Linked DNA regions of Homo sapiens: all the other regions are linked to region 1. A link is a loop called in an ENCODE intact Hi-C map of the cell type or tissue named here. Cell type or tissue: gastrocnemius medialis. All regions are shown on one strand. Links, peaks and the distances in the headings refer to the core of each region. The heading gives the core; the rest is flanking DNA.

Region 1 (7,823 bases), core at 1,556-6,555:
GGCCCCAGGAAAAACGGAAAATTAGTATTTATTGTCTCAAGGCACCCTTTCCGTTTCAGTATTCCCATCCTTGCTGCCATCAGTTGCTCCCCTCCCACCTTTGTTAGACACTGACAACCCTTGTTCTCTCTGTAGCACTAACTCTTCACACAAGTAAAAGCCTACTTTCAGGAAGAATCTGATATCATTCATTTGCACCTTATTATACATTTGCTAACAGTTCATTCATTCAATGATATCTATGGAACACCTACTTTTTATTCACTCTTTCACTTATTCTGAGTGTTTAAAAGATATTTCTCCGAAGAGGACATACAAATGGCTGGCGGGTGTATGAAAAGCTGCTCAATGTCACCAATTATATGGAAAGTGTAAATAAAAGCCACAATGAGGTATCATCTCACACCTGTCAGAATGGCTGTTATTTTTTTAAAAAGACATGTTTTGGCAGGGATGTGGAGAAACTGGAACCCTTGCACACAGTTGCTGGGAATGCAAAATGGCACAGCTGTTACAGAAAGCAGAATGGAGGTCCCTCAGAAAATTAAAAATTGAACCACAAATGACTCAGCAATCTATTTCTGGCTGTTATTTATCCAAAAGAATTGAAATTAGGATCTCAAAGAGATATTAGCACTCCTGTGTTCGTTGCAGCACTATGCACCATAGCCAAGATGTGGAAACAACCTGAGAACCTGTCCACTGACAAATCAATGAAGAAAGAAAATGTAGCATATGCATACAGTAGAATACTATTCAGTCTTAAAAAAGAAAGAAATGTGGGGATATGCAACAACACAGATGAACCTTGAGGACATTATGCCAAGTGAAATAAGTCAGTCACAGGAAGACAAATACTGCAAGATTCCACTCATATGAAGAACCAAAAACAGTAAGACTCCTAGAACCGAAGAGCGGGTTGCTGGTGACCATGGGCTGAGGGTCAGGGTAAATGAAGAGTTACTGGTCAACGGGCATGAAGTCTCAGTTATGCAGGATGAAAAAGCTCTAGAGATCTGCTATTTACGACATTGTGCTTATAATGAGCAATACCGTATTGGATGCTTAAACATTTGTCCAGAGGGTAGATTTTCATACCAAAGTAAAATAAAATTTAGTAAAAAGAAAAATATTCCAACAGCTATGCCAGAGGCAAAGAGACCAAATCTGAGGGGCACATAGTGTGCTGGGGAAGGGAAAGAGAATGACGGCAACACAGTGGTTCATGGTGGTGTTCTGTGAGTGGACTGTGTTCCTCCACATTCATATGTGAAAGTCCTCACTCTCAGTACCCAGAATCTGGATGTGAGGGAGATCTCGCTGTGACATCTGTCTCCCCACTGATCGCTAGGGTTGCATCGGCTGATCTGGCTGGCCAGGCGGGTATCCCTTTCCTCCGTCACCCCTCCATGTGCGTCCCTCCCAAAGCTGCACGCTCGGTCAAAGAGGAAAACCATCCGCGATAGAGGAAGACCAGTCTTTGGTCAAGGGTTTACGAGTAGCTGCGTTCCCCCGCTAGAACCTCCAAACAAGCTCTCAGTACCCGGAATCTGATCTTATTTGAAGAGAGGGTCTTTACAGAGGTAATCAAGTTTAAATGAAGTCGTGAGGGTGAGCCCTAATCCAATATGACTAATGTCCTTAGAAAAAGGGGAAATTTGAACACAGAGATATTCATAGAGGAAGAGAATTGAAGCCTCAGGGAGAATTGAAGCTTCAGGAAGAGACTTGAAATCTACCAGCACAGAAGAGAGGCCTGGAACTAATCCTTCCCTTATGGTGCTCAGTAGGAACGAACCCTGCCAACACCTTGATGTTGAACTTCTGGCCTCCAGGACTATGAGAAAATGGTTTCAGTTGTGTAAGCCACTTAGTTTGTGGTGCTTTGTTACAGCAGCCCTAGGAAGCTGATATATCAAGTGAGCAGGGTTCTAGAGAAACAGAGAAAGCAACAGTTAACTCTGTCTTGGGGAATGAAAGAATGCTTCACTGAGAAATTCTGGAAAGAAGACACTATTATGCCCCAAATGCTGCTCCTTCTTGTATGTTACACTCACACCTCTTAGGTACGATGTCTGGATTTGATAAGCCAGTTATGGCAATATTTACCAGAGAGGACAGAAGGCATAGAAGGTTTAGGGCTCTTCTGAGCCCCTGCACCACATTCTTACTTGATGGTTTGTCTGTCTTTTTGGAAAAGCCCGTCTCTGCGCACACAGCTGGTCCACGAGTTCTCGGCCTGGGGTTTATGGTCCTCCTTCTTATACCTCACGGGGCATCCTCCACTCACATTTTTCAGTGGGCATTCAGTGATCTGAAGCAGGGGTTTTCCCTGATCACTTGTTTAGTTTGGGTTCCCCTGGAATCAGATGCTGAGACAATAGTCTAGATGCAAGGGGCTATTGGACAGGTGCCCCAATTCTGCAGGAAAGTGGGGAAGTGGCACAGGAAGGGGACTGGAGGGGAAGGAGTCCAAAGAGGCATGTTCTTACGTCCTTCACCACCATGGGTAACTGAGCCTTTGCTCCCCATGGAAACTCTGGGAAACAATGCAAGTCCCAGGCTTCAGAGTGACTACACCTGAGGGACAATGGAACTGGTGTGTCACTGGGGTTTAGCATCATTGCTTCACGGTGGTAGTAGGGAAGTGATTACCTAGCCTAGGGTCAAAGCAGCTGTTTTGATCACAGAAGAAAACCTTCAGGCACAGAGATGCAGACATCATGGAAGGTCAGCTGGCGGCACTCACAAGGCAAAATGGTTACCAGTTCCTCACCCGCACTACTTGCCTTTAAATTTTTTTTTTTTTTTTTTTTTTGAGAAGGAGTCTCACTCTGTCGCCCAGGCTGGAGTGCAGTGGCACGATCTAGGCTCACTACAAGCTCCGCCTCCCGGGTTCACGCCATTCTCCTGCCTCAGCCTTCCGGTAGCTGGGACCACAGGTGCCCGCCTGCCACCAAGCCTGGCTGATTTTTTGTATTTTTAGTAGAGATGGGTTTTCACCGTGTTAGCCAGGATGGTCTCAATCTCCTGACCTCGTGATCTGCCCGCCTCAGCCTCCCAAAGTGCTGGGATTCCAGGCATGAGCCACCACACACAGCCTACTTGCCTTTAACTTTTATATTTCCTTACGTAAACCCATAAAAAATATGACTTTTCTGGCTAGATATTTTCTGACACTTGGCTAATAAGCATATTTATAAATAACATAAATATTAGCATATAAATGTAAATAATAGCTAGGATAAATCGTGATAACTGATAATGTGTTTATCAAAAGATCCAGAGGTCTTTCTTATCTGAATCCCATTCTTTTCCTGCTTAAGGAAACCCAGAAATATTGATTCCAGGTTCAGATGTTTGGCCCCTGCAATGTAGTAGTAAAATTTACCAGCTTCAGAAAGAGTAGCTGCAGTTTACAGTATAAATAACAGTCCCCAAAATCTGGTTTTGGGATTCACTGCAGCAGGGTCCCAAACCTCTGCAATGGGTGTATCCCAGTTCTCTTGATCAGGATGAGCAATGCTCTTACACTGGAAGGCTATCCACATACTACTCAACAATGCAGAGAAACTAAAAACCAGTGCAATAATTCTCTATTCAACAGTGGTTAAGTTCCTTCTATGTGCCAGGTAAAATGCACTACTGCTAGTGTTACCAAAATGAGTAAGACACAGTGCTTATTTTTAAAGAACTCATGCCCTAAAGAGAAAAACTACAAGGACTTTTCATTCATAAAATTTGAAGTCATTCCAAAATATGTTACAGAAGGAGAGGAGCTAACTCAATAATTTAACCAACTGGAATGCTATTAAAATATTTTATTTCCCCATTCTTTTGTCAACTTGTGTCTTATCTAGAGGGTATAAACAAGTGCAGAAAGGAGATTGCATTCGAGTGGATTTTAGTTACATAGCACATATGGGAGGGTGGAGAAAAATACTGGAAAATTCAGAAATTACATACATATATATTTCTTTTCAATGCTAGGACTGGCCTATTTGATAATTTTCATTTTGACTAGATTTTTAGCAAATTTGATTTCCCTTTAAGGGTTTGTAATCTTTGTTGGTTTTGTTTCTCTAATTTTTATTTCTTAGATCAATTTTAAGAGAAATACTTCTTATAAAAATACTGCACAAATAAATTAAAATCACACTGTGCAACTTATTTTATAATCTATGATCTATCCACTGATAGCTATTAGTAATCTTTGTGGCTTTCAACATTCTGTTTAGTAGAAATGTCAGGCCTCTTTGTGGCCTGTCTATAAAAAATATTTTTTTCACAATGGCAAAGGCCAGCGTAATAAAAGGCCACAGAGAAGAATTGTTTCCACTCCAAAAAGTAGTGCACAAGAAGAAGAAATTGGGCATGACCAACTGGCCAACTGCCTCCTCCTCTGAGTGCCTGACTTCTTCAAGGCCAGCTCTGCCCCTTGGGATGTGCCAGGTCCTGGCTCGGCTGTGCCCTGAAACTCTACCAGGCTTGCCAGGAAGTAAGCCTCCTACTGGAACATCCAGTAGAAGCTGAGCTACCCTCTATCTCACTGGGAGTTAGTTAGCTCACACATAATCCCCAGCGCCGTGTCTTTTCATCATGCCTACAGCTGACTCCAGTGTGGCAACTGGCCGCCACGCCTCCCTGTTCCCTGGTGGCGGCCCATCATCTGAGTCTGCATTTTCCTCAGAGCCACCCTCTTCACTCAGGCTCAGAGTGACACATCATGCTCTTGGGAGGGGCTCTGTCTCCCCCGCTGCCTGTGGACACCATGGGTGATTGCTGTGATGCTCACATCCTGGCTGCAGTTGTTCATAAACAGATTCTAAACCAACCCAATTATTCACAAGACACTGGTGCAGACGGCTTTATGACTTAGAAGTGTGATCTTTAAAATACCCCGGAAGGAATGGAATTTACATTCCTGATGTGGATTGGGAATATTAATGTGGTCGGGTCCAAATTCTCAGAGCAATGCCTGCAGTACCCCTGATAGAAGTGGGAAGAGGTTCTTACTTACTCCACGCCTACTGCACAGAGAAAGTCAAAGCACAAGTTTATCTGCAGTGTCAGAGGCCTTGGGCTTGGCTTATCACCTAGTTCATAGTGAAAACAAAACCTCAGTCAGGCAGTGTTTTTATTGCTAAATTAGGGAATTTCTAAGTTAGGGCATTGGTGTTGCTCTGATGGGATATTTGGGAGTTCTGTTAGTCATTTTCTTATACTGTTCCCTCAAATATCTTATGCTTGGACTTGTAATTCATGCTGTACTTGCATAAACGTAAGACGGAAGTGCTGTAGGTTATACCCCAATGTCAGAGAACCAAGTGTATTAAACTTCCTGTTTCAAAAATACATAAAACTAGAAAAAGGCAAACATGAATTTCAAAGGCTCCACCACGGTCTCTCTTAAAATGTGAGCTACTCATTTGTACTTAAAACGTAAGTCGATTTCATAAGAAATTATTTGCCTACACATTCAGTAATCTAGCTACAGCATGAAGAACCTGACACACAAGTCAAAAAGAGAAACGCAGTCCAGACATGGTGGTTCACAACTGTAATCCCAGCACTCTGGGAGGCCAAGGTGGGTGGATCACCTGAGGTAGGAGTTCAAAACCAGCCTGGTCAATATGGTGAAACCCTGTCTCTACTAAAAATACAAAAATTAGCCAGGCACGTGGTAATCTCAGCTACTCAGGAGGCTGAGGCAGTAAAATCGTTTGAACCCAGGAGACGGAGGTTGCATTTAGTTGAGATTGCACCACTGCACTCCAGCCTGGGTGACAGAGCAAGACTCCATCTCAAAATAAACTAAAAAAAAAAAAAAAAATTGAGAAACGCAAGTGTTCATGGCACTGCCTTGTTATTTGGCCAGATAGTGCCGAGGAAAGGAAAATGATCTATATTAAGAGAGAGATTTTGATGGAGACAGTTGCTGCCTCATATACACAAACATAGAGCTCACAAGGACAGTGAAAACAAAACCATAGCAAAAGAAAGAATTAAAGGCCAAATCACCAAGTCTAAACCCTTGAACCAACCAGCATCTCTCTCAGTGAGGTTTCCCAAAAGACTGTGACACAAACTGCCCTTTGGACGGGAGAAGGACCTTTGCCACGAAAGGGATGAGACCCAAGCTAATGCTGCCACTCCTGTGTGGCTGTGACATCCTGCCTCTCAGAACCACATTGCAGGAGCTGATCCTCTCTGAGTTTATTGTCATGACCTCCTTTCCAATACCAACATTGCATCAGCAGAAAGAAAATGGTCTCTCACTTATTTTCCATTGAGAGCAATAGCCCATGCTTCAAACTCAGTGAGTAGATGTGCCATGCAGCTCTTTAAGTATAGTTGCTTTGAGTAATTTTATCCCAGTCCATCACATTCCGATGAACTGAGATCACAGACACATTATTTTCACCCTTTGCCAGAATTTTTGTGTGACAGAATGTGATAACCAAGAATGAAATGAATTAAGTTTGCTTCTTGCTTTCAGGTTGATGTAGGGAAGGAGAAGACGGAAACTCTTCCCCTTTAATTTTCATGTAGGGATTGGTATACAATGTACTTAATGAATGTGTTCAGTTAATTAACTAATGAATGTGAAGTTGGGTTTATCAAAATCTTGAGAACGATGATAGCCTGAGTTCTTCCACTTTCTCTGGTGCTGGGCTCATCATGGTAGAAGACAAATGACACCTTGGGAGACACACATCCGAGGAACCGCCCTTGGAGGAATTCAGTAAAGATGCGTTTGCTCTTTCTATGGGTTTTAAGATACTGGATTTGTGCCACTAAGAATGTGACACTTCAGGCTATAGTCCTCAATGCCATAGATGTCATACCCCCTTTCTTTTGGTGCCCAGGTTTTTCTGCCTGATGCTGGCAGGGGCTGTCCCCACGCCATGTGCTCCACCCCCAGCTTGGTGATCTTGCCTTCAGAGAGCTCCCAACCCAAACAGGGTAAGGTGCTGGCTTTCTTGTTAAACCCACATTTCAATAAAAGCCTTTGTAACTCAGAGGAATGCATCTTTGGGGAAAGTCTTAGGTGAACGAAGGAAACACTTTCTGGCACTAGGACAGCCTTAGAGCCCTTGCCTCATGTTCCGCAGCCAGGTGTCCATCACCCACAGCTGGAAACTTGGCCTGTCCAGTTGGCTACATGGGACATAGTTTCACAGGGATGAATGAATGGTTTTCTCAGTTCAGTTCCAAAGTGTTTCAGTAACGCCCAGGACATTATTTTGGAGGATTAGAAAAAGCTGAGTAGGAAACATGCTTTGTGTACTAATCATAAATTAATTAGTATTTGGGCCACAAAAGGATGCTCTGCTGCCTAGAGGAGTGTCTTACCGTCAGGAAATGGGAAGAACAAACTATGGACTTGATGCTTAAAAGAGGAAGGTACACTCAAATCTGGATTCTCTTATCTTCCTACCAATGTATTTGTACCTAGTAACCAAACTCACTAACAATACATTCATTTTAGAAGTTAGTTTGTACTGACTTTTTTTTTTTTTTGGGCGGGGGAGATGGAGTCTCAGTCTGTCACCCAGGCTGGAGTGCAGTGGCACGATCTTGGCTCACTGCAACCTCTGCCTCCTGGGTTCAAGCAATTCTCCTGTCTCAGCCTCCCAGGTGGCTAGGACTACAGGTACATGCCACCACACCCAGTTGATTTTTGTATTTTTAGTAGAGACAGGGTTTCACCATATTAGTCAGGCTGGTCTCAAACTCCTGACTTCAGGTGATCCACCTGCGTCAGATTCCCAAAGTTTTGAGATTACAGGCGTGAGCCACTGCGCCCAGCCTGTACTGAC
Region 2 (7,823 bases), core at 1,284-6,283, 59 kb before region 1:
TCCAGCGGCTACCCCACTGCCTGCCAACCAGACGATGATGCCACTCAGGTCTTGTGGCTGTTGTGGGTAACTTTCTAGCATTTTGAATGTCATGTCACCTAGTTTTGTTGCAAATGTTTCTTACTTTCTGTTGTGCTATCCTACTTGTATTGTGAGTTTTTAGTGGGGAGTGGGTGGGATTTCAAGAGGATCACAAACAACACTACCATAGCCAACTTCCAAAAGAGTACTTCGGAAAGTTTTGTAGTCCTTTTATATGTTTCTTAGTCTAATTTTTGAATGAAAGGCTAAGAAACGCTGTTTTGTTTTTGTTTGTTTGTTTGTTTTAGCTAACTGCTGGTTTACTGGGAAGGGATAGCAGTCTTTCAAGATGATAATACTAAAAGTAATATATTTTACTATTTGAAAGGGTCAAATCAGAAAGATTCATAGAGAATATGATGGAAAATTCAATATGGCATCTTGGCAAAATAAAGATGAGGCTAAATATGGGACTAAACCCCCTTTATTTTCCTTTTGAGTTGCTTGGAATTTTTTAAATGATCTTCATCACCATTCAGAATATTCATTAAATCTTATTCACACTGAGGACTCTTTGAAATTGGAGAATCTGTAAAGTCAGTCTTTACAGGCAAAGTTAAAGAAGAGAATACAAGTCTAAACCCCTCCAGGCCCCCGGCCCCCACACACACCCTCACACACACGACTTTATTATTTTCTCTTACAGCTAGACAACAAATATGCTTTTATCGTCCACCCTGAAGATCACAATGTTATTTTCCTTCATTCTATTAATATAGACCAATTAAGTTAATGCGTCCCCTGGCATGCCTTAATTCCTGGAAGATCATATTTTACTGGACTTCTTACATTTGCTTTCATCTTTACTAAATTAGAATGAAAGTGAAATCCATTATGGATATTACAAGAAAGGCTGCCTTTGCAAGGGGAAAAGTGTTCCTTCTCTCTTTTTCTTTCTTTTTTTTTTCCTCCTAAATAGAGATGGCTCTATGTCATAGGGTAGAGATTAAAGATGGCATCTTCCAGGAGGCCATAGGAGGGGATATGCACTTGAAACTCAGCAATGCTTATCTGTTCGTCCTCTAATTATTATGCTACCAATGCTGGGATCCCACTCGCAGAGTTCATGGTTTAGGCCAGTCTTGGGCAGAGATGCCTTGGTTTCTTAATCTCCACAGGTGATCCTGGCGGACATCCAGGGTTGAGAAACATGGTCTAGAACACAGACCTGGAAGACAAGGCTAAGAAAATGGACAGACTCTAAACAGATCATAAAAGACCACGAGTGTATTCCTTAGGACTGTGGACCTTCATTTATAGGTAATGGGGAGACATTGCATGTTTTTAAGAAAAGGAATTAGAGGACTATACATATTTTTGAAAAATAACAGGTAGCAGTGGTCTGAGACTAGAGGTGAGAATTTAGTTAAAGGCTATTGCAGAGGTAACAGAAGATGAATTGCTGCACCACAGCAGTGCCATGCAGATCCCAGAGGGAAGGAGATTGTGAGAAAAACTGCTTGTAGGGGAGATTCCCAGGAGAGACCCTCTGAAACTGTGCAGCATAGGTCTGGGAGAGAGGAATGTTTTGGAGTTTTCTGGCATTCTGAGATAGAGTGTTTGCAAATAGAATCAACAGGTTTTGGTCCCTAACTGTAATAGAGAAGTAAGCAGGAATTAGCATTGGACCTCAGGGTAAGCAGGAAGATGATGGTGTCTCCTTAAGAAGTAGAAGCTGAAGAGCTTGGGGGCATTTGATTTTGCTGTGCTGGGATTCCTAGACTCAGTGGGGAGATAAGGCTAGAGAGGTCAGGCTGGTAAATAAAATTATAGGCCTAGAGTTCAAGAGACAGCTCTGAGCTGGAGATAGTTTCATGACCAATAGTTGTATAAGTAGTTATGGAAGTCACATGAATGAATGAGATGATGCTGGAAGAACGGGTTGGGTTTCTGAAAGGAGGGGCTAAGAACAGAACCCAGGAAGATTCTGAAGTCAAGGGAGAGAGGTCAAAGAGGCAGGCAAGCAAAGATGCCAAGAAGCAACCTCCAGGGAGGCAGGAGATGCATCCCAAGAGAGCAGCTTGGGATGTGCCCAGGGACAAGATTGTCTCAAGGAAGAGGGGATGTCAATGGGTTATAACCCTGCAGAGCTGAGCCTAGGGAACCACGTGGGGACCTGTGCCCCTGCAGATCCTGATTACGTATGTCTGGGGAGGGCTGATGAGCCTACCTCCCACAAGCTCCCAGGTGATGCTGACGACACCAGTATGCAAGCCGAACTGGGAGTGGTAGGGCCAGAGGGAATTGTGTTGGATGAGGGTGGAAAAAGAGAATTGGAAACCCGAAGCTTCATGAATGTAGCAGCTATACATGTCGTATTTTGTTAGATTAAGGAGAGAATCTGAGGTATTGACTAAGGCAAATGACTTTGGACTACTTTTAAGAATTTGAGCTTAGCTTCATATATTTCGCAGACGCTGAATTTGGTGGATCAGCTGGCACCACCCAGATGGATAAACTGGCTCATATGATCTTGTGGCCCCCATCCAGGAACTGACTCGGTACAAGAAGACAGCTTCAACTCTCTATGATTTCATCTCTGACCTGAGCAATCAGCACTCCCGGCTCATCAGCTTCCCCCGGCCCACCAAGCTGTCCTTAAACTCTCTGATCCTCGAATGGAATGTTCGGGGAGACTGATTTGCATAACATTAAAACTCTAGTCTCCTGCAAAAAAAAAAAAAAAAGAATTTGGGGTTAAAGTTGAGAGCAAAACACATCCATGTGAAAATCCTGTCCAAAGAAAATTTGCTCTAAGACCTGAGGACACATCTGCATGTTTTGCAGCTTGCGGGAAAAGAGCCAGAGAAGAAGTGAGGAAAGGACAAGGACCACACAGCCCAGGATAGCTACACACAAGAACACAGAAAAGAAGCATTGGCCAGGATGTGGGGAAATTGGAACCCTCAAGCGTTGCTGGTGGAAATGTATTGTACAATAGTCCAGCCACTGTGGAAAACAGCATGGCAGTTCCCCTGAAAGCTGAAAGTAGAATTGCCATATGACCCAGTTAACCCACTTCTGGAAATGTACCTAAAGGAATTGAAAGCAATGACTCAGATACCTCTATACACGTGTTCAAGGGTATTACTCATAAGTGTTCATCAATAAATACATAGATACACAAGGCTGGGCGTGGTGGCTCATACCTGTAATCCCAGCACTTTGGGAGGCCGACTCAGGTGGATTACTTGAAGTCAGAAGTTCAAGACCAGCCTGGCCAATATGGCGAAACCCCGTCTCTACTAAAAATATAAAAATTAGCCGGGCTTGGTGGCACGCAACTGTAATCCCAGCTACTCAGGAGGTTGAGGCAGGAGAATCGCTTGAATCGAGGAGGTGGAGGTTGCAGTGAGCCAAGATTGCACCACTACACTCCAGCCTCTGTGAAAGAGCACAACTATGCCTCAAAAAAAAAAATAAATAAATAAAGATACACAAAATGTGGTATAGACAAACAAAGAAATATCATTCATCTTTAAAAAGAAATAAAATTCTGACACAGGGTATGACATGGATGAACCTTAAAGACATTATCCTTAGTGAACTAAGCCAAACACAGACAAATTCTGTGTGATTCTCCTTATGGCAGTTGCTAGACCTGTCACCATCACAGAGAGAGAAGGCAGAATGATGTTTGCCATGGGCTGGGGGAGGGGAATGGGGAGTGTTTCACGGGGACAGAGTTTCCATCTGGGAAGATGAAGTTCTGGAGAGGGATGGTGGTGATGGGTGTACAACATCGTGAATGTCGTTAATGTCACTGAATGGTAGATTTCAAAATGGTTAAAATTGCAAATTTTATGTTATATGTGCTTTATCACAATAAAAAATAGTAAGAATAAAGCATATAGAAACATTTCTCTCCCTTAAGAAAACAAGTGCGGATACATGGCAAAGTCCCAGGTGTTGTGAGTGGTGGAGGCAGGAGGGTCAGGGGAGTCTAGGTGCAGTTGTGGTGGAGTCTGTGGGGCGGCGGGGAGATGGGTACATAGAGATCAGCTGGGAGGTGACACTTTAAGGCAGTGAAAGACTGCAAAGTGCAAGAGCTACTGCCTTCTCCCTGAGATGGTGGGGGGCAGCTGCTGAGAAAAAAAATTTGGATCTTGAAGACTGGGCAAAGTATGGAGTCGGCTTTGTGGGGCAAGGAAATGCTAATTGACTAAGCTTGTCCTGAGCTGCAGGGGCAGCTGGAAATGTGAACAGTCAGGAAGATCACGGAGCCTAGTGACAGCACCTGAATGGCATTGGGCTTGACTAACACGTCACGACACTAAAGTTAGCAGGTGGCATCCTAGCAAGACAGCCTGAGGTCCTGGGAGCTGGCACATTCGGAAATCCCATGGTCAGGTGTCTGGTGTCAAGAGGATTTTGCAGAAGGGTGAAAAGTCTGGACTCAGAGTTGCATTCCTTGGAAGGACTGCATGAAAAGAAAGGCTTAGAGGACTGGAATTCAGATACAAAATAGTTCAGGAGCAGCAAACAACATAGGACCTAGTTATTTTACTTGAGGGAAAGACAGAGGCTTGTCCACCCAAATAAATCTGTAACTCTTAACTACACTGGGAGGAGTGTTCCAAGCAGGAATAGAAGCAGGTGAACTTGGGTAGGCTCCTTCCCACCTCCCGGGCTGAAATCAGATTTGTGGTCAGAGCTATAGAGAATGCCTGAACAGCTCAGCTGAGGGGAAGGAAGTCTACAGGATTATGGACCTAGATCAACCACAATAACTGCGCAATTCTTTGCCTGTTTAAAATGGCATTTTTTTCTCTCACTTTAATAAGTGTAAAGCTTTTGAAACCCTTTATCTAATTTAGCCTGAACCAATGCTGACATCCGGGATAATTGCTACCTTGCATTTTAAGGATATATCAGTTTCTTATTGCTGCTATTTACTACAGGTGTCTTACAATTCTGCAGGTCAGAGTCCAAAAGGGGTCTCACTGGGCTAAAATCAAGGTATTGCAAGTCCTCATTCCTCAGCTCATGGCCAGGTGCCATCATCATAGTCAGCAGTGGCTGCTTAGCCATTCACAGCCTCCCTCTAACACTGACCCTCCTGCCTGCCCCTTTCACTTATAAAGGCCCTTATAGGTCTTTATAGATCAGCTGATGAGCAACGAAGGCTATCTTGAGATAGGAACTTGGACTTGTGGGGTGGTTCTCTCCAGCTCCCACTGAAGGAGGCTCCTATCTCAAGATCAGCTGATAAGCAACTTCAGCTCCATTGGCAGCCTTAATTCCCCTTGCCATGAGACATAACTTAATCACATGTCCCAGAGACAGAATCGGCTCAGAATCCCTGGGGTCCATTATTCTGCCCACCACAAAGGTGGCAAGGAATATATATATATGATGTATATGAATATATATGTACATACATATACATATATACATTTATATTATATATATATATATGAAGGAAATTTTATCAGAATGGGAACAATGCAAACATTTCCAGAATATAATAGAATGTAAGCTCTGATATTGTGATACTAAAATGATGAGTTTGTAAGTTTGAATCTCCTGCTAGACTCTGAGCTCTTTGAGGGCATGGACTCTTGTTTTATCTTTGCATTTCTAATGCAAAGATAGGAGCTCAATGAATGTTGCAGAAATTAAAGGAAACAATACATTTGTTAAAAGTTTATTTTCATATTATAAAGGTACAGATTACAGGTCAACCAAGGATACATTTATTGAGTGAAAGGTCATAAACCATGCACATGTTCTCAAGAGATGTTTGTTGAGAAAATAAGTTAACAAATGAATGAATGAAGATTACATTTTAGCTGAGGATTTCAACATAACCTACTCCAAAAATTTTGCTGGAGGGGCTGTCTATGAAGAACAGATGTTAAGGACAAGATGGAAGAGTCCAGAGAAGAGAAGAGCTAAATTTTTGTCAGTGATGTGGGATGTGTTACAGTCTTGAAAGGCTACAGAGTTTAGATACTGCTATAAAAAGGGGAGGTATGGGCCAGGCATGGTGGCTCACACCTGTAATCCCAGCACTTTGGGAAGCTGAGGAGGATGGATCATGAGGTCAGGAGTTCGAGACCAGCCTGGCCAATATGGTGAAACACCATCTCTACTAAAAATACAAAAATTAGCTGGGTGTGGTGGCATGCGCCTGTAGTCCCAGCTACTTGGGAGGCTGAGGCAGAATTGCTTGAACCTGGGAGGTGGAGGTTCCAGTGAGCCAAGATCACGCCACTGCACTCCAGCCTGGGGACAGAGTGAGACTCTGTGTAAAAATAAATAAATAAATAAAAAGGAGAGGTATGAGCAAGTTCAGGGCTGAAAAAGGAAAGCAGATATACTTCATCTTAATAATTATCTGTTTCTCTGTACCTACAGCTTTGACTAGGAGTAGTACCATTCTAAGCATTTTATGTATATTGAATCATTTACTATTTACCACAACTATGTAAGGTGAATATGATTACACCTACTTTAACCTATCAGGAAACTGAGGCACATAGAAGTTATTCAGGGGTCATAGCTTATAGGTCATAAAGCCAAATAAATGCTTTTTTAACCGCAATGTTATGCTACCTCTGAACTAAATTTTGCATTGTAGAAAGAAGAAGGAAATAGAATTGCATACAACTGGTGGGCCCAAGTTAGGAATGGATTGAAAATTAGGCAGAGAAAATGGAACATGGTTGCTGAGGCACTATGAATCCATGATGCAATCTTCAGAACAGAGTGACCTGGTTAAACCTTGTTTGAGGAAGATAGCTGCAAAAATATTGAGGGTGGCTTTGAGGGGAGATACATGAATGGCAAGAATGCCAGCCAGGAAACAATACGGGCAGGAGGAGATTAGAGGTGACAGAATGGAGAGGAAATGTCTAATTTGAGGTCAACTTCAGAGGAAGAAATAATAGCAATTGTTGGCAGAGAAAAAAGATAACAAGCGATGTGCCGGGTAGAACCTCAAGGCAAGGTCTCTAGCCTGGCAGCTGAGCGGATGAGAAGTCCACTAAATTTCAGTGCACAATAGAAGCATTTTCTCTTTCTTCCCAGAAAGGGTTAGGGACATGAAGTGTAATAGAGAGAAATGTCTAACCTGCCTCTTGGTTATAATATCTATCACGCAATTCCATAGCTCCCATCTTGAGCATCTCAAGCTTGCAGCTGATCTATTTGAATTCGGGGCTACAGAGGCAAACTCTGAAGTGCTGACCTTCAAGAGGCTTTCCAAGGAAGGGGAGAGCTTTGACCACAACCTTTGATTTCAGATCATAGATTTATTTTTAATACATGGAAAGTGGAAATTCTAATCTTCTGAGTTGGAAGGTGACCCATACTTCCCTTTCTACTTAATCTTGTTTATCCCTTGCTCTGAGCTACTTCTTTCTTAATGCTTCCTGCTTTAGACTTACTTACAAAATATCACACTGATATATCCTGACCCTCATATGACTCATTCCACTCGAAAAACTGGTTCTGAGAAGTACATGTACTTTACAAGTTATTATGAACCGTAACAGATCCTAGGGGATTCAATTCTGCATTCACTTATGAGGTGAGTCTGCAAAGTTCAATGTGAAATCCTGGTAGGGATACAGAAAGAGCTCTAGCAGGGTTCTGTATTCCAGGAGCTGGCATTCTTGTGGGGCAGATAGAGACAGATAGAAGATGCTGCATACGCAAAAGAAACTGGACTGGCAGGAACTAACTGGGATAAGATCTCAGAGGAAGAACAAACGTGGGACCAGGAAGGGGCTCGGGGA
Region 3 (7,823 bases), core at 1,284-6,283, 110 kb after region 1:
TTTTTTTTTCTGGCACTTGATGTGATCATCAGTGGCATGAACATATTAATATGTAAAGTGTCATTGTATAGAATCACGCTTTCATTCTCATGATGTGATTACCAACTGGGTTCCAATCATTAGGTCTTGGAGAGTTGACTCAAGAACAATTGAGCAACCTCCAAATCCTGCTTCATTTCTCAGCTGCCGCCTAAAGGTTCACATTCTGTTTCTCCAGTGTGTTGTAGGGACTTGAATCTATTGACATGCAAAATCTCCAACAGAGACTAATGCTTTAAAACTCCACATCTTATAGGCAATGGGGTCTGAGAGTGCATATTCTCAATGTGCTCTTTGTGGAGAGGAGAGAGGGGAGAGGATGAGGGCCCAGAAAGGAGTAAGCAGGGTACAGACAGGTGGGTTGGGGATTCGGAAAGTGGATTTTATTCTCTTAAAGTGTGTCCTTGCATCAGCCAGGATTGGGGCACTGAGATGGCAGCCTGGACTTGGATAACACCACATACACGCTTACTCCTTCACTGCCCGTAGTTTGGGCTTCACATCAAACCTCACTCTCCTCACTGCACAGACAGCCTTTGACTCATGATGGTTTGATTTACAATTTTTCAACTTCACAATGGCACGAAACCATCGCAACTTTGACATAATGCACAGTATTCAATACGTCACATGAGATAGTCAAGCAAAGCAGGCTTTGTGTGAGATGATTTTGCCCAACTGTAGGCTATTGTAAGTGTTCTGAGCATGTTTAAAGTAAGCTAGATTATGAGATGGTGGTTAGATTAGATGTATTAAATGCATTTTTGACTCACAGTGTTTTCCACTTATGATGGGTTTATCAGATTTTAACCTCACTGTAAGTCAAGGGGTATCTGTATTCTAAATGCAACATGGAAATAGCAAGAAGATGACAGTTAAGTTTACAAAAAAGAATTGAATGTCCCCAGTCTCTCACACTTTTAAGTATTACAAAGTACTAAAGTTCTCAATAAAGAAAGCCATTAATATCCAAATATTCATGACAAGTAACATTAGTGTGGCGTGATTTGGCCCCTGTCCCAATGAATACACAAAGTATATACGTAAGCAATTCATAAGCAAGAAAAACACAAATGTCATTAACAAACATTTAAGAAAATACCTGACCTCATTTCACATTAAAGCAACGAGGTATGTATCAAATTTTAGCTATAACGTCAGAAAAGTTGAGACAAAGAGGAGAGAGAGCTTGCCTACTGTTGGAAACCCCTGCACAGTCTGTATGTCTGAAGACTGCACCCTTTTTGGAAAGAAATATGGCAATGCATATTAAAAGCCTGAAAAACAGTCATACATTTTTATCCATTAATTCTACTCCTGGGAATCTATCCTAAATAAATAACCTAAAATTCAGAAAAGGCATTAGGCAAAAATATTTCCATTACAGCATGGTTTATCATAATGAAAACTTCGAAACAACTTTCCTACCCAACATCAAAGAGATGGTTAATCCAAATAGTACAATCCAGGGGTGATATTCAAAATAATTCCTAGCTGTATTTCATAAAGCATGGCATGTCCAGTTGGAACACATGCCAGCCCATCAGCATGGACACCAGCCTGACAGCCACACAGATGTGCACTGTGAGAGTACCAGACTTGTGCAACCACACTTTGAATGTGCTTCAGAAAGCCGTGGAAACGTTTATGAGGGTTTCCTAGAAAACGGGGAAACACTTATTATAAGTAAATATATATTTGAAAAGAGAAAAAGACTGATGAAACTATAATAAAGTGTTAACCATGGTCATCTCTGAATCTTGGGATAATAGATTTTTTCTTCTTTATGGTTGATTTCATGTTTATAATCAGAAAAAATTTGAAATTGTTTCAGCAGCATAGTTCTAAATGTTCAAATGTCTTCACTTATCTGCCCCAAGACTTCCATGGGATAGGGATACCATCTTTCAGCCTAACAGGAGTGCATGTTAATTGATTTTTCATGCCCATCCGTAGAACAGTCTGGAAAACATTATCCACAGTTAAAGTAATTAAGAGAGCGATTGCACTTTTGTGCTTTATCAGATAATATTTCGCCCACTGTTTTGGTAACATCTAGAGATTTTAAAATTATATTTAGGAGGTAAATCTAACTTTCATAAATTAAAATTTTTATGGAAATAAACATGGATTCACATGCAGTTGTAACAAATAATAGGGACAGAGCCCATGTACTTTTTATTCATTTTACCCCAATGTTAGCTTCTTTCAAAACCATAGTACAATATTACAACAAGGATGCTAATATTGAGACAATCCACCTGTCTTATGCAGATTTCCCCAGGTTTACTTGTACTCTGTGTGTGTGTGTGTATGCGTATTAATTCTATACAGCTTCATCACATCTATATTTGTACACCCATGACCATAGTCAAGACACAGAGCTGCTCCACACCACAGGGATCCCCTGGGCTGACTTGCTTCTGGCTCCCAAATTGCAAGCCATGTAACCTATCATTAGCCAACTTGTGTACTCACCTCTGCAGTGCATAATTCACATTATGCATTCTCCTATTACAGTCAGAGCTTGTGAAATCTCTGATATCTAACATCCTAAAACACGGAAAGTATTATTAAAGAAAAAAATCAGTGGAAGTACAGGGATGTAACTTTTTCTCCATGGCTGTAACCACACACAGTGGAAAAGATGCTGAATCTACAAGGATGTTCCTGCATCTACCAGGTGGTTAGACTTGAAAAGGGTGCTTTGGTCAGGATACTCTCCTTATCAAAGAAACTCAAGGGGTTTTTATTTTAGTGTCCATTTTAACAAGCCTAGTTTTACAAAATTATTTAAGTAGAGTAAATAGCCCCAGCAGTGCTCTAAAGAGTTCAGTTTGGTGTCTGTTTATTCACACCAGAGTGTCGGTACTCCCTAATATGCAAGTAGCCTTCTCTAGAAAGAAAGATAAACTAAATCCTCAAGCTTCCCCTACCACTTTGGACCAAGTTTCCTACCACTTTGGACCAGGAGTGTGCTGGCCATAGCCATTGGTGATGGGCACGGAAGTCAGCAGTTGGGCCACAAATTATCACACAAAACTTCCTGAGCAAGCAACAGGTGCACAACCCCGGAACTGAAAGACGAAACCGAAGTGCAAACCATCCTTACAAGTCAGTAAGCTGGGGGCCAGACCAGACACGGGACTGGCCAGAGAGGCTCATGTGTCATTAGAAGGTGACCTTCATTATCCAAAGACATTAGCCCTGTCCTTTCTGGAGTTTCACAATTAGTGATAACTCCAAAAGCCACTGCCCACAGTCAGAAGTGTGTTGCTTAATGGACTATTGTTGACCGTGAATGTTGTAATGAATACACTTGGCTGTAGGAAAACGTAGAAGTGTCAATTCAAGAAACAGCTGCACATACAAACATGGCAGCCTAGCCATCTGTAATATATCATAGGCTAATCAGCACTTTTAAAAACAAATTAAAAGTCATTGTTAGGAATATGAGTATGAATTATCCCATAGAAAGCACCTTCCAAACTACTAGGAAATGCCCCAACATGGAGAGCTGAGGGAATCCCCCTGTGCCCGTTGATGCTAGAGTGTATGATGGTGGTCTATTTGCATGGTATACTAGTCTACTTGGGCTGCCGTAACAGAATACCACAGATTGGGTGGCTTAAAAACAGAAATTTATTTTCTCATGGTTCTGGAGTTCAAGGTGCTAGCATGGATGGCTTCTAGTGAGGACACTCTTCCAGGTTTGCAGACAGCCACCTTCTTGCTGTGTCCTCACATGGCCTTTTCTCCATGCTTGTGCATCTCTGATGCCTCTTCCTCTTCTTTGCAAGGACACCAGCACTACTGGATTGGAGCTCCATTCTTATGGTTTCATTTAACCTCAATCACCTCCTTAGAGACCCTATCTCCAAATGCAGCCACGCCAGGGTCAGGGCTTCGGTATATGAATGTAGGAGGGTACCATTCGGTCTATAACAGGAGGCTTTGAAAAACTACAGGTTCTAATTAAATTTCAAAAGTCATTCAGGTACCATCTTAAAAGAACAAGTTCTTTTCTCACACTTAAGAGGTCCCACTTCTGGAGGAAAGGACCCTGGTGTTGAGAACAGCACAGAAAGCAGCAAGTCCTGGAGGTGTGCAGGCTGAGGGGATGCTTGAGCGGGAGCTGAAAGGTGAGCACCCAGGGATGCCTTCCAACTTCCAGCCCTGTGTTCCACCCTGACAACCCTTTCTAGTCTCACTCCCCCTTTCCCCCCAGGAGTCAGACTAGAAGAGGACAGTGTTGGAGGTGTTGTTATACCTGTACACGTTCAATTAATACGTTTGGAAATATTTCCTTAACCTCACTCTTCCCTTTCTTCCTTCTCCCACCAAAATGCCACTAGAATTTTTGCTTATATGAGTTTCATCTACAAAGGACACCCAGAATTTCCACCACATGTCAAACGTGATTTTTGGCTGACCTTACTGACAACTTCATATTTCTGGAAATTAAGAGGGAGGAAGGTTGAATCAAGGGGTGTCTTAGGCAATATGTTTTGGGTGAAGAACCAATAAAATCAGAACAAAATAGTTGCCAAATTTGGATATTGTGATTTACGGGAGTCTTCTCCTCTGCTCCCCTTCCCTCCTTTTCCCTCCCCTCTCTTACTCTTCCCTCCCCTCCTCTTCCCTTCCCTCCTCTTCTTACCTGCTGCCCCCATGGCCAAGTATACAGCTCTTCTGAGACACTTTTGATGTGCTTCGTAAATGCTTCTTTCTTATCTATGGCTCCCACAACTATGTGAGCTTCTTCAGGACAGGAATTTGGTCTTAGATATTTTTCTATCACCTTGAATATCTCAACCTCCTGCAATAGCTTAGGCCATGTCGTCAGCATACCACAAAAATTTTACTGATTTAGAATTAAACAAATTATTAAAGAGGTAAAGCTAGTTCTCCTTTAATGATGCTGATCAAAAACTGGCAAACTGAATGCAAGGGAAACTCTTTTCTAAACTTAAACCATCACTGAATAGGCCCTAATGGAATACAATAGTCATTAAGCACCTACCTACTATAGGCAAGGCATTGCTAAATACTACAGATGATACAAACACAAATGAGAAAAATTTCTGTTCTCAAAGAGTTTGAAGCATAAGAGAAGAAATCAGAGAGGTACCTGGATATTTGTGCTCCATGTTAGGCATTGGCATCGAAATTGGTATTTAAACGGAACGTTCCCAAAGCTTCGGCACATGTGTGGCAGCCCCCACATGGTGCCTACCGAGAAACAGGGCACACATGAGGAAGTCAGGCCATTCCTTCCTTCGCATTCTTTCCTCAAGTGAGAGAGACTGGTGCCTCCGAGTTGAAGATTCTATCTGAAAACGAAGAGAATTAGGCTTTGATGTCTGTAGCATGTGAACACCGGATGGCCGTTATTAGTTTACTATCCAGTGTTCACCTTCCCACCCGCTTCTCCTTAAAGAGGCCATGTGGATTTTTATCCCATTATCCTCCCCTGCTCCATGGGCTATGGGGAAGGCTGACACTACATGATGCCAGGGGTGACCAGGGCAGCATCTTTCCTTCCCTGGCCACAGCATCTGGTCGTTTTACATAAACCATCTGATCAGGGTTCCTCTCAAAATTGTTGCTTGGGAAAATGCTCTCCGTCTGCGAATTGTCCTGAATTCTTCCCAGAAAACAAGGGACCCAGCTTTCAGACGAAGCGTGACTGCAGAATGCAGGTCTTGATGACATCATCTGGCCTCTGAATCAATCAACTCTGATATCTGCCCTACTCTGTACTTTCAGCTACATGAGATTTTTAAAAAATCATGTTTTTTGCTTAAGCATTTTGATTTGGGTTATCTGTTATTTGTAAAGAATCCTAACTGATAGGCACACCATAAAAGGAAAGGTCCAGGAAATTTAAATCATCTTGTATAATTTCTTTGGGAATCCTAGTCTTTTGGTTAGGACATAGGTGTTTGCTTATAGGCCTCAACTTGAGATGTCTGTGCCAGTGCAGAATGGAAAGGACTTGACATCTAAAGAAGAAATTAATGGTCTAGTGCTTATCATTGGCCTTGGGAAGTCACTTGTTCATTTTGAGCCTCAGGTTCATCACCTGCCAAACAGGAGAGATGGTGTGTCTCTGGAGTTCTTGTGAGACACCAATCAATCCAATCATGAATGTGGCGGGCTTGCTCAGAGTGCAAAGTGGATATCAACAACATTTCAACCTGAGCCAATATACACCTCCGTGGAATAATGGATGATAAAACCAACTTACCCATTTAGGTGGAATCACTGGTCTACTTGGCAGAGGATCAACAACTCTGCAAAACTTCCAACACAAGCTAGAGCTGTGGCCGGTGGTACAAGTTACTTCTCACTCCTTCAACACAAGGCCGAGGTGCTAGCCCAGCCAAAAAACATCTTCATAAAGGGACTGAACACTCCCCTGCCCTAACTATTGCCCCTCTAAGTATTTTTTAATCTCAAATATTTTTTAAAAAAATAGTTAAAGATTACAACCACATTATGCAATCCAGCATCTAAGTAGGGTAAGAAGAAATTAAAATTCTCCTTTTTTGGAGGTTTGGTCCCATTTGGTGAACATCTTCAGGAACAGTAAGCATAGAGTCCACAGAGAAGAATTTGAGAGATGTGAGATGCATCAACTGTGTGTTTTCTACAAACTTGGATTTGACGTCTCATCCTCAATGTCTGGTCTTACTTCGTCACTGATGCCAAATGTTTAACTCAGAAAGATAAGATTCGAGAAGATGATAAGGGCTGCTCTGTTCTTGTAACACAGGAACATTCATTTTTGCCTCAAAGGAGCTTACAACATATTCAGAAAGGGGAGCGTGTACTCCCTGGTGTCCCTAGGAAGATCACATAAAACTAAATCACAAAGACATTAAAGTAATAAATCTTTCTTTGTGTGGAACCCAAACTAATCACAGGAGTAAGATCCCAAGGGGAGGCAGGGTGAGATGGAGGGGAGGAGAGAAGGAAGAAAGAGGAGGTTTGATGAAGGGTGTTAATTTTTCTCCTTAAAAACAACAAAAAACCTATAAACTGCTGTTCCCTCCATCAGTCATTCATTACTGGCCATGAGAGTCTATTCTAAGGTATGTCCCTTGGGTGAAACTGCCTCAAACTAAACATTGCATGGCTAAGATAACGGACATGCAGAAGTAAAAGATAGAACTGAAAAGAGATCTCACAAATATTGGCAGCAATCTTTCCCAAAAGTGAAAATAAAATGAGAAAAAAGAATTGTAATGACTTCATGTATAGCTTATATATATTTGCTTTCAGGTATTATAATAGAGAAAGAGAAAAATCCTTCCTGTAATAAAAACCTAACCACTTCTCTCTCCCAAAAGCAGACAGAAAATAAAATGAGATTTTTAAAAATTCAATTACCTAGTGCCAAACATTAACCTGAGATGGATACCACATCAACATTAAAATGTAAATTAACACTTTAAGAGAAAACTATCAGTTCTAGAATGAATGGAAACCTCTTTCCTAGGACACTTAAAACATCTTTCAGCAAATCTAAACAGCTGTCACAAGAGCCAGGCTTCACACGGCATCCCGAGACAGGGGACATGGCCACTCCACATCAAATTAAATTTAATTCATCTATTAGAACCACCAATATTGAATGTTTTATTCCCCATATTCCTAGGAAATATAACTTCTGGATAGCACTCCTCTAACTTTTTCCCCTACCCAGAATGTATTCACCTGCTGTTTTCATTGTTGCAAATACATGTTAATGTTAAAAAAATAAAATAAAACGTAAACAC

The links. Hi-C counts contacts between places; a loop is a spot of excess contacts. Peaks named below come from ENCODE experiments on the same cell type or tissue, not always from the same donor. Only the 100,000 strongest peaks of a DNase experiment are listed, where the experiment ranks them.
Region 2: it touches region 1 in a loop (9-fold over the local background); 1 of 110 quality-filtered maps calls a loop at or near these places.
Region 3: a loop joins it to region 1, with 2.4 times the contacts of the local background. A loop is called at or near these places in 1 of 110 quality-filtered maps.

What each region holds. Positions count from the first base shown.
Region 1 is chr13:109,913,795-109,921,617 of GRCh38, forward strand. It overlaps the pseudogene RN7SKP10. Among named protein-coding and RNA genes, the nearest start is that of IRS2, 130 kb to the left of the region's middle. In gastrocnemius medialis, for the core only: no CTCF peak of the experiment used is centred there; a DNase peak (open chromatin) is centred at 4,617; H3K27ac peaks cover 1,761 bases.
Region 2 is chr13:109,855,359-109,863,181 of GRCh38, forward strand. No RefSeq gene overlaps it. Among named protein-coding and RNA genes, the nearest start is that of IRS2, 73 kb to the left of the region's middle. RefSeq lists an enhancer at 2,234-3,433. In gastrocnemius medialis, for the core only: no CTCF peak of the experiment used is centred there; a DNase peak (open chromatin) is centred at 4,353; H3K27ac peaks cover 1,569 bases.
Region 3 is chr13:110,027,438-110,035,260 of GRCh38, forward strand. It overlaps LINC03082 (long intergenic non-protein coding RNA 3082), which reads right to left. Exons shown (of 3, transcript NR_187462.1): 3 at 7,817-7,823. Among named protein-coding and RNA genes, the nearest start is that of LINC00396, 22 kb to the right of the region's middle. In gastrocnemius medialis, for the core only: no CTCF peak of the experiment used is centred there; a DNase peak (open chromatin) is centred at 3,174.